Linked DNA regions of Homo sapiens: region 1 is linked to region 2. A link is an interaction called in ENCODE POLR2A ChIA-PET data of the cell type or tissue named here. Cell type or tissue: PC-9. All regions are shown on one strand.

What was found. Peaks named below come from ENCODE experiments on the same cell type or tissue, not always from the same donor. Only the 100,000 strongest peaks of a DNase experiment are listed, where the experiment ranks them.
Region 1: POLR2A ChIA-PET joins it to region 2 with 10 read pairs; 2 of 35 experiments call an interaction of 5 or more read pairs at or near these places.

Annotation. Positions count from the first base shown.
Region 1 is chr12:68,179,902-68,182,401 of GRCh38, reverse strand. No RefSeq gene overlaps it. Among named protein-coding and RNA genes, the nearest start is that of IFNG, 21 kb to the right of the region's middle. In PC-9, no CTCF peak of the experiment used is centred here; no DNase peak of the experiment used is centred here.
Region 2 is chr12:68,841,686-68,844,185 of GRCh38, reverse strand. MDM2 (MDM2 proto-oncogene) reads right to left here. Exons shown (of 11, transcript NM_002392.6): 11 at 1-2,500. It also overlaps a transcript of CPM not described here. Among named protein-coding and RNA genes, the nearest start is that of MDM2, 35 kb to the right of the region's middle. In PC-9, no CTCF peak of the experiment used is centred here; no DNase peak of the experiment used is centred here.

The sequences.
Region 1 (2,500 bases), 660 kb after region 2:
GAACTGCATTCAACCTGAGTGAATCATCAAAAGCTTCCTGAGGCTGGGCGCGGTGGCTCACGCCTGTAATCCCAGCACGTTGGGAGGCGAGGCAGGCGGATCACTTGAGGTCAGGAGTTCAAGAACAGTCTGGCCAATATGGTGAAACCCCATCTCTACTAAAAATACAAAAATTAGCCCTATGTGATGGTGCATGCCTGTAATCCCAGCTACTCAGGAGGCTAAGGCAGGAGAATTGCTTGAACCCGAGAGGCAGAGATTGCAGTGAGCCAAGATTGTGCCATTGCACACCACTGCACTCCAGCCTGGGCGACAGAGCAAGACTCCATCTTAAAAAAAAAAAAAGCCTCCTGGAACAAGTGATGTCCAACCTGAGTCTTAAAAAGTAGAAGTTATCAGGTCCATCAGCTGACAGTGGGTTCAGCAAGAGCTTGGTGCTGAAATCCAGATGGCAATGCTGGAGTTTAAAATGGGAGTCAGAGAATGCTGACATGAGGATGGGTGGGTAGGCAGAAGCACAGGGATGGTCTCCTGCAACAAGTTAAATAACTTTCAGATATGAGTGACTCTTATTTGAGGGAAGGCCTTCCCTAATCAGATTTTCCTTTTGGAAAGAATCCCTGAAAAAATGATGCTCAGGGGGCTATAAGCAGAGATCAAGAGCTAGTTAGGCAGCTATCAGGGTTCAGGAAAGATAATAAGGCTGTTTCCAAGGACGGACAGAAAGCTAAAAATATTAGACAGATTAGGAGATAAAATTGGCAGAACTGAGGAGACTGAGCTGATGTGGGAGAGGTTTCCTCTCAGGGTACTGGATAGAGTTGATGTCACCACCATGGAGAGAAAACACAAGAGGAGGATGCTTAGGGTGGCTAGATTATGTTTAGGGTGACTAAGACAGCTGCTTTGAGAGCCACCTCACACCTGGCAGCCTTGTTTGTTGGCTTTTTCAGGTGTAACAGTCAAGGTTTGACCAGGAAAACAGAAGCTGCTTTAGGTATTTTATTCCACTTGCAAGGTTGCGTGAGGTTTTAATGTAGGGATTTAGAGCTCAAGAGCTTGATTCAACCATTGTAGGGAGCTGTGGTCAGGCAAGCCACCACCAACAGTGTCAGTCTACAGCACTGAGCTGTGTGCAGGGCTCCTATGCACCCTGTCAGTCTGTAGCACTGAGGTGGAAAATTATCAAAAGCTTGCCAGGAAGCTGTTTTGAACCTCACATCTGTTCATGCTCCCGCCTCTAGAGAATAATGATCTCACTTTCTAAATCTCTTGCAATTGCCTAACTCTAACCAGGAAATATACAAGGAAGAAGATTCTGGGAAATGTAGTTTCTGGTTTCACACATCACAGGGAAGATCTTAAAATGGCTTGTGGGTTCTTTAAGGCTGAGATAAATCAATCAGCTCCTACTGGAAATTCTAATTTATGATTCAGATAGTTGAAACCATAGGACAAGTAAAAACTCCAGAGCTGTGAGAGGAGAAGCAGAGGAAGATGCAGGAGGAGAAAGAATGAGGCAAATGTGCACAGAAAGTGGAGATGATCAACTATGTAGCACACAACCAGAGAGAGATAGGGAAAGGTCTTGAACCATGGCTGAACTTCCTGCTCTGGATTCTCTGAGCAAAACCTGGGTTCTTAAATAATTTTTTTTCTTAAGATAGCTTAAGCTGATTTGTAATTCTTCTAAACAAAGGAGTCTTAAGCAAGATAACACCTGCTCTAGGCCGTCTACACCGCAGTGGGCTGGGTGGATCAGAGGTTCTGGAGAGAGGTCTGTCCTAGAGGTAGAGATGGACAGGCTGTCAGCATACAGAAGTAGTAAAACTGTGAGAATGGGCCGGGTGCGGTGGCTCACGCCTGTAATCCCAGCACTTTGGGAGGCCAAGGTGGGCGGATCACGAGGTCAGGAGATCGAGACCATCCCGGCTAACACGGTGAAACCCCGTCTCCACTAAAAATACAAAAAATTAGCCGGGCGCGGTGGCGGGCGCCTGTAGTCCCAGCTACTCGGGAGGCTGAGGCAGGAAAATGGCATGAACCCGGGAGGCGGAGCTTGCAGTGAGCCGAGATCGCGCCACTGCACTCCAGCCTGGGCGACAGAGTGAGACTCCGTCTCAAAAACAAACAAACAAAAAAAAAAAAAACCAAAAAACAAAACTCTGAGAATGGAGAAACTTGGACAATTTTTTACTTTACTGAAAGATGCATGATAATGTGGATATTAAAGTAGTTACAAATGGAACTTTACAATATGTTAGGGCTGATGAGAAAAAAAAGACAATTAGTGTTCGACAAACAAATAAAACTGGAGTGTGAAATGAAGTTGGAAGGATAAGATGGACAAATATATAGACAATTATGTCTTATTTGATAACGGTTATAGAAGGGTATATTTACCTTCAGGAGTGCTTTTCAACTCTTTGAGTTTTGGCATGTTAGTTGGGTATCAATGAAAAAACTCTAATTTTGAGCTTCTTTTTCAGTATGACTAATA
Region 2 (2,500 bases):
GAAACAATTCTTAATCATTTATTTTCAACACGTGTACTATAAAGAACCTAAGAAATCAGACAATTTTAATAACCCATAAACATGTTGAATCCATTTGCAGATTTAAATTTTGTAAAAATAGCTGTCACTGCCTCCATATATCAAGTGTACTATGTTTATAATCACATTTATGCTACCGATACTCCTCAGAAAAAAACAGATTCTGCTTGGTTCTAGCTTCAGTATTATGAACTCCAATAATGCTTTGAGGACCTCCAAAGGAAAAAAACAGATTCTACTAGGTTCTAGCTGAAATATTATCAACTCCAAATTGAAGCTGAAGTATTATCAACTCCAAATAATGCTTCGAGGACCTCCAAAAAAAAGAGATTCTGCTTGGTTGTAGCTGAAGTATTATCAACTCCAAATAATGCTTGGAGGACCTCCACAGGTAAACTACTAATCCCTTTGGCCATTTATTGAGACAGACAGAGAGAGAGAGAGAGAGTTTTGAAGCAACAATGTACCATTAGTAAAGTTGCTGTGCAGAATTACCTCAGTCCTATTCTAAGCTTACAGTTCAGTTGATTTTATTGTCTTCACCTAAGTATATACAATTCACATATGGGAGAAAAACACTAAATCAAGATGGTTATTTTCACTGTTTTGCTTAAGATTCATATTTAAATATAAATCAAGAAGTTAATCCACAGTTTGAGAGATACTTATATTAGAAATTTTAAATGTTAAATACATAATTGTAAATATGGTGTATGTACTGTTTCACATACAATGGGTATTGATCAAATCAGTGTAATTAGCACACCCATCAGCTCAAATATCATTTATTTGTAGCAAGAACATTCAATACATTAACTATAGTCACCCTACTCTCTCTCTCTCTCTCTCTCAATAAATGGCCAAAGGGATTAGTACTTTTACCTTTGGAGGTCCTCAAAGCATTATTTGGAGTTCATAATACTTCAGCTAGAACTTATTCCTTCAAATTTAACTCTGTACCCATTAAAAGTGGTTTTGTGTGCAATTAACAGACACATGTTCTACCCATACATTGTTTTCCAAAATTATTGTGTGGCTTTAAAAAAAAAAAAACCCACACAACAAATTGCAAAAGGCACTGAGATAACATCTGCTTCTAGATCATTGCTAGGCTCGAAAAATAAAGCTTGTTCTACCAGGAATGACAAGTTAGAACTTAGTATTTGCCAAAGCAGAAATTATATAGTGTCAGTTATTTCAGGCAAACCTTATTCGGCTCTCATCCCCAACTATCTGTCAGAACAATTAAAAGAGATCAAAACAGTCCAGCATAACTAGGCTTCATTATATAAGGCCATTTTGTTCTAAGACACTAATAAACCAAAATAAGAAATATTAAAATCAAAATAAAAGATATTATTTGAGCTATTTTCATACAAACTGTTGGTTCCTTATATCCTCCCTTCTATAATAAAGGGCATATTTTACTGCAAAGAAAATTTTACTTTATATATATCACTAGCCATAAATTTTTGAATGTCATTAATTACATGTTGTCTAGTACCATTAACCAAATAGCGTAACTATTTTATGTCCACATTTCACTTCTGTATTTACAAACATATCAGTAAAGAGTTAACAATGAGATGCGATCAAACATCCATATTATCTGTTTTGTAGACAGCAATGTAGATGATTTTGTAATCACCTTTCATCGGAGTGACCTTATATAAAAAATAAGTCAATAATTTAGAGGTTCTAAGTCTCCAAAGGAGATTTTCAAATGTAAATATAGAAATGGTTATAGATAATGAGATTTTTAGGAAACCTCTGCCATGTCTGCATCCTGTTAACTGTTATATCATCTTTTCTTCCAGCTGCGTTCCTTTGCCTGCAACAGGGGTCAAGATGAGTTTTGCCTGACTTCTTTGATGTCCTGAACTTTCCGTAGTCCTTTTTCTTGAATTTGTTCATTATAAATATAGCTTGGCATTTGTTTGATCTTTTCAACTGTCTTCACTGCATCAGTAGTTTTATTCCATAGTTCTTGCAGATATTTGACAGGCTTGTTACTATATTTTTCAAATTCAAATCCACTGTAAGCTCATTATTAGCAGTTGCTTTACAGAATGCTTTAGTCCACCTAACCTTTTGAGAATTGCACTTCTTTTAAAGTTTTTGTGACATTTATGTTTATACAATCTGAACACCTTGCAACAGCTGCAGATGAACATCATGATGTGGTCAGGGTAGATGGGTCCCAAAGAAACTAACACTTCTCAGTGCTGAGCTCGGATGGGCCTCCACTGACCAAACACGGAGCTTGAGAGGAAGTCAAGAGGTATCTTGGAATTCCACATGCTGACCCTGTCATTCTTGAAGGAAAATGATGCATAATTTCTGAATAATTCAGAAAGAACTTAACAATCTTTCCAGTTAGTTTTTAAATAACAATTCTGTTTATCAAATTTCTGAATTAACTTTTCTGAATTCACGGGTTTCTAAAACTGGCCTTAAGCAA